Regions from separate parts of the Homo sapiens genome. Here region 1 is linked to region 2. Evidence: chromatin contacts called from ENCODE Hi-C or POLR2A ChIA-PET data. All regions are on one chromosome and are shown on one strand. Each heading gives the region's core, a stretch centred on a gene start or an enhancer-like site at or near the end of the contact. The rest is flanking DNA. Distances are from core to core; before and after follow the strand shown.

What was found. Hi-C counts contacts between places; a loop is a spot of excess contacts on that map. ChIA-PET counts read pairs that join two places held with the same protein, here RNA polymerase II (POLR2A). Pooled maps may share reads with other maps.
Region 1: a pooled map shows a loop between it and region 2 (2.1-fold over the local background). The contact joins two enhancer-like sites. A Hi-C loop is called at or near these places in 5 of 168 maps with a recorded cell type or tissue (Caco-2, DLD1, HAP-1 and 2 more) and 6 of 50 pooled maps. POLR2A ChIA-PET finds 5 or more read pairs at or near these places in 3 of 52 experiments (Panc1, activated CD8-positive, alpha-beta memory T cell and common myeloid progenitor, CD34-positive).

What each region holds. Positions count from the first base shown.
Region 1 is chr17:19,577,368-19,581,226 of GRCh38, forward strand. It overlaps SLC47A1 (solute carrier family 47 member 1), which reads left to right. Exons shown (of 17, transcript NM_018242.3): 17 at 1-1,667. The coding sequence ends at 186. It also overlaps the pseudogene SLC47A1P1. Among named protein-coding and RNA genes, the nearest start is that of SNORA59B, 22 kb to the left of the region's middle. Within about 2 kb of position 1,450, at least 4 of the 41 ENCODE cell types and tissues checked have a DNase peak (open chromatin) inside an H3K27ac peak, as active enhancers do.
Region 2 is chr17:19,512,293-19,516,190 of GRCh38, forward strand. No RefSeq gene overlaps it. Among named protein-coding and RNA genes, the nearest start is that of TRW-CCA2-1, 6.1 kb to the left of the region's middle. Within about 2 kb of position 1,764, at least 13 of the 41 ENCODE cell types and tissues checked have a DNase peak (open chromatin) inside an H3K27ac peak, as active enhancers do.

The DNA.
Region 1 (3,859 bases), core at 200-2,699, 65 kb after region 2:
GGAAAGACAGGCGAGCCTCAGTCAGATCAGCAGATGCGCCAAGAAGAACCTTTGCCGGAACATCCACAGGACGGCGCTAAATTGTCCAGGAAACAGCTGGTGCTGCGGCGAGGGCTTCTGCTCCTGGGGGTCTTCTTAATCTTGCTGGTGGGGATTTTAGTGAGATTCTATGTCAGAATTCAGTGACGTGGTAGGAAAGAAAGTCAGGTCAAGTGATGCTTTTGAGCTTACACACAATTCACAGGCCCACCAGTGACAATTTACTGTGAGTTAATGTCATTCAGGTGTGCCCATGGATTTTGAGGGCTGGAAATGCAAAGACACATTTTTCTATAAAAAGAAAAAGCAACTAAGGTTAAAAGCTATATTGTGGCCCAAGACACTGTCTGAAAGATGACATGAGTAGTAATTCACCACTATCTGAACCAAGCAAGGATCAATGTGCTGACTGCATTGGCCAATGGCTTTGATACTTCTGCTATTTTTTTAGACACAAACCCATAAACTAACTGCTTAAGAATTCATACTGCTTGAATTATGTAAAATATATTTTACAGTATATCTTTCCTTGGGCCTTAGATTACTATTCACTGGGCAAATGGTATTTGTTTTTGTTTTAATTTTTTTTTTAATAGACGGAAGTCTTGCTCTGTCATGCAGGCTGGAGTGCGGTGGTGCGATCATAGCTCACTGCAGCCTCGAACTCTTGGGCTTCAAGCAATCCTCCTGTGTCAGCCACCAGAGTAGCTGAGACTACAGGGGTATGCCACCATGCCCAGCTGGCATTTGTTAATCTTCATTTGAGGTCTAGATCTAGGCACTGTGGACACTGAAAAACAGTTGGGAAATCTTTCGAGCTGTGGAAATCCAAACAAAGACTGATAATTCCTGGTAGGGGTGTGTGCGTGACGTACTGCAGCCTCAACCTCCTGGGCTCAAGTGATCCTCCCACCTCAGCCTCCTGAGTAGCTGAGACCACAGGCGTGTGCCACCACGCCTAGCTAATTTTTTATACCAGGGTCTACCCTTTGTTTCCCAGGCTGGTCTTGAATTCCTGGGATCAAGCAATCCTTCCACCTTGCCCTCCCAAAGTGTTGGGATTATAGGCATGAGCCACCACGACTGGCCAGAGGACAAAATTTTAATAAAGGTCTTAGCTTAAGCAGTAATCCTACTTCATTAAGCCTTCCTGGGGTGCGGTACACACCGTTAATTCAGCAACCCTCAGTACATACTAAGTATGCTCAGTGCTGTGAAAGTGGATTACACCAAATTAAGTCATTCTTATCACACCCAATCAAAAGTCAAGAAGCCAGGGATAAAAGCACCTCAGGCACATAACATTAATCTAGTAATGTAATTCTCTGCACATCCAGCTGGTGAAACTGCGTGCTGTAAGCTGGGACCAGCTTTGTCCATAACTGCTGAGAGAACTTGCTGAAGCTCTAGGAATAATTTTGCCTGCCCGGTTGCTCACCAGTTGTAGCTTGCCAGCTCCCAACACCCTTCCTGGTGCCAATAAACTTTCTCAAAGAGCAATACTGACATTTCTTTTGATAAAACCTCCAGCCTTCTCTGTGTTGTTCCGACATACCGAGGACCAACTGGTCTACATGGATGCCCTGAACATGCAATTCTTTCTTCCAAAATAAAACATTAAATAGAGATTTTGCCTCTACATTTTTGACTTAGTGCTAGGATGGATATAATGCTCTAGGCATGGCCTTTTCCTGAAATAACAAAATCAGAAAAGTTACCTACTTTGAGTAAAAAACACCCAACTGCTGATTTTGGTTGGGGCCACCTTAAGGTATCTCTACCCTCAGTGCCTTGTTCTTGGGGCCACGAGGCCCATTCTCCAGGAAGGCAGGTAAAGGCTTGCACTGTGGCCCTCGGGGTTGGGCCTGGGGGCAGGGGGCAGACACCACAGAGGCCCCTCCCCAGCTCCTCGTCAGGAACCCTCGAACCCTGTCTCCATTCCCCTCGCACAGGACTCCCTGCCCTTCCCCTTGCCAGGTAGGGCAGGGACCCCCTGGGGATAAGAGGAGGTTCTTTCAACCACCAGCCACAAATAGCCGCGGCCAGGAGGCCACCCCGGGCCGCCAGGAGCAGGGAGGCTGGGGTCCCTGCGAGGCAGGACCCCTCCTCTCCCGGAAACACTGAACCCGCAGCAAGCCCAGGCCAGAAGCATGCCAGAAAGCGCCAGCCCTGTGCTCCGCGGGAGGATGGAATCACCAGCTCAGTCCTGTCTGCCCACCCTCTAGGCATTTTGCTCTTCCAACCTGACCTACAAACTCTCCTGATAAAAACCCGTGTCATCCAAAAGCACACGAGGGGTCCTCTCACGCAGGGACCCCTTCCCCGAGCCCCCTTCATAAGCCCCCAAGGGCCCTCCCGGTGCCCTCCCCCAGAGTTCTGCGGGCGGCGACCATTGCCCTGGGCGTCTGGAGCGGGTCCGGGACGGGGAGGGGCGGGGCTGGGTGGGATCGGGTCGCCCCCCTCACCCCCACACCGCGCTGCGGTCCCGCGCCCGCGCCGCCGCCAGCCGCTCCCAGCCTCCGCATGGAGGCCCCTGCGGCCGCCGACGCCCCGGTCCCCGCCGAGCTCCCCGCCGCCGCCAAGGACCGGCCCCCATAGCGGCTCCGGGCCCTCGGATGGCGTGACGGCTTGTGGGGCCTGCGGGGTGCGCTGCCCCCGGACCTGCGGGGGGAGGCGGCTGAGCTGGCGGCGCTCGCGGGCCCAGTGGTGAGTGCGGCGTCCTCACGCCCAGCCCGACGCCTCCGGAGCGGCCGCCGCGCAGGGGTGGGCGCGGGCTTCCAGGAGGGAGGGCGGCTGTGAACGCGCCTTGCTTTCCGCGCCTCCGCAGTTTCTTGCGCAGTTGATGATCTTTATAATCAGCCTCGTCAGCTCCATCTTCTGTGGACATCTGGGCAAGGTCGAGCCGGACGCTGTCACGCTCGCCGTCACGGTGGGTGCCTGATTTCGCCCCTGTAGGAGCCGACGGGCGGCCAAGGGTTAGGATTTGAGCGGTGTCCCCAGGCGCTGTGGCTCACGACTGTAATCCCAGCGCTTTGGGAGGCCCAGGTGGGAGGATCGCTTGAGCTCAGGAGTTCGAGACCAGCCTGGGCAGCATAGCAAGACCCCCGTCTCTACTAAAAATACAAAAATTATCCCAGCGTGGTGGCACCGCCTATGGTCCCAGCTACTCGGGAGACTGAAGCAGGAGGATCGCTTAAGCCCAGCAGATCGAGGCTGCAGTGAGCTGAGACCGCACCACTGCACCCCGGCCTTGGCAACAGAGCAAGACCCTGTCTCAAAAACAAACACACAGGGCGGGGCGCGGTGGCTAACGCCTGTAATCCCAGCCAGCACTTTGGGAGGCCGAGGTAGGCGGATCACCTGAGGTCAGGAGTTTGAGACCAGCCTGGCCAACATGGGAAAACGCCGTCTCTACTAAAAATACAAAAATTAGCCGGGTGTGGTGGCACGGGCCTGTAATCCCAGCTACTTGGGAGGCTGAGGCACGAGAACCGCTTGAACCCAGGGGCCTGAGGTTGCAGTGAGCCGGAATTGTGCCACTGCACTCCCGCCTGGGTAACAGAAGGAGACTCCGTCTCAAAAAAAAAAAAAAAAAAAAAAGGAAAGAAAAAAAAATCAGTTTGAATTGTATCATGTCTTATGCATCTTCCTTTACAGGTCTGGGACTGACCTGTGGCTTACCATTACCTGATTAGATTTGGAAGGAGCTCGTGTCAATACTTAGAAAAGTGTAAAACTGAAATAACTGCACTTTTTTCTATTATGAAATTAAATCAGGAGACTTTTAGGTAATTTAGGTTGTTTGCCATTAATTGGATTA
Region 2 (3,898 bases), core at 514-3,013:
CCATGATGGGAAGAGGAGTCTACATGCCTCATGATACCCTTCTCCCTTTGGAATTCAGGTACAAGGGACCAATATTAATGTTAAAATAAAGATCTGGCAGGGCGCAGTGGCTCATGCCTGTAATCCCAGCACTTTGGGAGGCCAAGGCAGGTGGATCACCTGAGGTCAGGAGTTTGAAACCAGCCTGGCCAACATGGTGAAACCCCGTCTCTACTAAAAATACAAAAATTAGCCAGGCATGGTGGCCGGCACCTGTGATCCCAGCTACTTGGGAGGCTGAGGCAGGAGAGTTGCTTGAACCTAGGAGGCAGAGGTTGCAATGAGCCAAGATCAGGCCACTGCACTCCAGCCTGGGCAACAAGAGCAAAACTCCGTCTCAAAATAAATAAATAAATAAAAATAAATAATAATAAAAAAAATAAGATAAAGATCTTAAGACTGACAAAACAATGTCTTTATAGGTACCAAATTCCAATCTGACTCTAGTATAGCATCACATGACAGATAGCAGGCCCCGAAAGAAATCAATGTATTTTATTCCAGAATATATATATATATATATATATATTTTTTTTTTTTTTTTTTTTTTTTTTTTGAGACAGAGTTTCACTCTTATCACCCAGGCTGGAGTGTAATGGTGTGATCTCAGCTCACTGCAACCTCTGCATCCCGGGTTCAAGCAATTCTCCTGCCTCAGCCTCCTGAGTAGCTAGGATTACAGGTGCGTGCCATCATGCCTGGCTAATTTTTGTATCTTTAGTAGAGATGGAGTTTCACCATATTGGCCAGGCTGGTCTTGAACTCCTGACCTCAAGTGATCCACCCGCATAGGCCTCCCAAACTGCTGGGATTACAGGTGTGAGGCACCATGCCCAGCCCCAGAATATATATTTTTTGACATATTTTGAAATGGCCCTGCAAAGCTGTCTCTTGTAGAGGAAATTTGTATCCTGTAGAGAATCCCCCTCCCTTTCCAGGTCTTTTTCCTGGTCCAGGAGAGATTAAGAGTCTGGTACCTTTTCAGGCCTGATAAGAGCTCTAAAGCCCGCTTCCTGGAGGCTTCCTCTGCATGAACAGAAACTTGATCTCCACAACCCCCATTTCCAGACACTCCTTTCTATTGATGCCAGGTTTTTAGATCATAACTTAACTCTTTCAACCAATTGCCAATCAGAAAATCTTGGAATCCACCTATGACCTGGAAGCCTCAATCCACCTCCATCACTCCCAGCTCTCACTCCCCTCTTTGAGTTATCCTGTCTTTCCATACAGAACCAATGTACACCTTAAATATATAGATTGATGTCTGCAAGTTCTCTCCCCCTAAAATGTATAAAATCACACTGTGACCCAACCACCTTGGGCACATATTCTCAGGACCTCATGGGGCTGTGTCACAAGTTGTGATCCTCATATTTGGTTCAGAATAAATCTCTTCCAATATTCTCCAGAATATGGCTCTTTTTGACAGTAGCTCTTCTAGAATTATTAATATTTCCAAGGCTAAGAAACTCATCACTAGATCAGTCAGCAAAAGAAGATTGTGTAAGTTCAGAACTTAGACCAAGAGTGTGTTCCACTGTCACCCAGCTCCAAGACAGGGACCCGTTGATTCTGTGACCTGCATGCTGCGATGGATCATTCAAATGCACAACAGGCTCCTGAGGCCATCACAGGCCGCCTGGCTCTTGTCAGGCCCTCCTGGTGGGGAGATTTTGACCACAGTTAGCAAAGGATAGAGCAAAGGACAGTTTCGCTGTCTAAAAAGCAAAATCTCAGAACACCGGCAGAGGGCGCAAACGGCAAGCCCAGGAATCACAGGGACGTCACTGCGAACATCTTTTTCCTCCAACATAGAACTAATTAACTTTGTGCTTGGGTATTCTCTAAAATAATTTCTGGAAAACCATGTAACCCTTGTACATTTTCTAAGTGGGCATAAAACATTTTCACCATAATTAAAAATAGTTGCGAGGGCTGGCATATCGCAAATAGTAACATTTAAAAATAAAACGATTACATCATTGTTTTAAATATATCCAATGACATATACACAACACAATTTGATACTGTCACCCATTTTTTAAAAATACATGAACAAGTTCTTCCTTAACAGTCAGAATCATTCATCTTTCCTTTTTCTCTTCATATTTCCGTTCCTTCCCCCATCAATTTGTAATATACTTTTATGCTGAAAGTCTTTTATTTACCACTCTACCATGACTCTTGCCACAAAAATACAAATGTAAATTGAAAATTAAAATGTCTCATTTCCTGAGACCTTCAAAGGCTAAGTATTAACAATTTTTCTTTGGGATAGAATTATCACTATTTTAAAAAATATTTTTTGGCTCCCTCAAATCATGGGAACTATAATTAATATCAACACAGCATTGCTACAAACAACACAAATATATTACACATCTTGATAATGTATTATGAGGTTTTGAAGTTGTCAGACTGCCTCTTTGGCACCTGACAAGTGTTTCCACCTTGGAGCAATGTGAGGTACAATGTAGGTGAGAAGGTGTCTTTCTTTAGTGACAAATACACTGAGAAGAGAAAGGAGAAGGCAGTTTTAACCAGAAACTTGGGAATCTGGAACAGTAGTTGCTTTTTTTTTTTCTTTGAGATGGAGTCTCACTCTGTCGCCCAGGCTGGAGTGCAATGGCATGGTGGCATGATCTCGGCTCACTGCAGCCTCTGCCTGCTGGGTTCAAGCAATTCTTCTGCCCCAGCCTCTCGAGTAGCTGGAATTACAGGCACCTGCCATCGTGCGCAGATAATTTTTGTATTTTTGTAGAGACAGGGTTTCACCATGTTGGCCAGGCTGGTCTTGAACTCCTGACCTCAGGTGATCCACCTGCCTCTGCCTCCCAAAGTGCTGGGATTACAGTCATGAGCCTTAAAACTTTCCTTGTCACACACAGTATTCCCTTGTCACATACAGTATTGACTACTCCAGTTTGAAGATGCGGTCAAAACCTGCTATGGAGAGACTGGGAAAGCTGACCGAGCCAGTGGCCCACTGGAGGGACCACAGCAGAGCAGACGGAGCAATAACATTCCAGATGCTGGGGGAGGAGCACACCCCAAGGTCTTTGCATGGCCCCGGAGTGCTGGGCCAGATGTCACTCAGCCAAGTCAACCCAAAGGAAGCCTGGAGACCGAGTCACAGGTAGAATCTGTGCAAAGGGAGGAGTAGACATTTTAAAAAAGAAAAAGAAAAACGCAATTTTCCCAAATAGCTTTGTTACTTTTTGACAAGGAATAACAGAACACCCGTGAGTAGGTAGTTTTTCTGTTTAAAAAAAAAAATTTTTTTTGAGACATAGTTGCGCTCTCTCACCCAGGCTGGAATGCAGTGGCACCATCTTGGCTCACTGCAACCTCTGCCTCTCAGGTTCAAGCGACTCTCCTGCCTTAACCTCCCGAGGAGCTAGGATTACAGGCGCCCACCGCCACGCTAATTTTTGTATTTTTTAGTAGAGACGGAGTTTTGCCATGTTGCCCAGGCTAGTCTCAAATTCCTGACCTCAGGAGATCTGCCTGGCTCGGCCTCTCAAAGTGCTGGGCTTGAGCCACCACTCCCGGCCTGTTTTAAATGTTTTAACTTGGGTTAAAGTGTTTCTATTTTAAGTGTTACATATGTCTATAGTCTATTTAATTGCCTTACTTTGCAATAAGACACTGAAATAATTTATAGCTCTTTAAACTCCACTTTTAGGGGCTGGATACAGTGGCTCACGCCTATAATCCCAATGCCTTAGGAAGGCCAAGGTGGAGGGATCGCTTGAGGCCTGGAGTTCAAGCCTAGCCTGGCCAACATGGCAAGACTGCTACCCCCAACTATTATTATTCTGAGACAGGATATCTCTCTGTTACCGAGGATGGAATG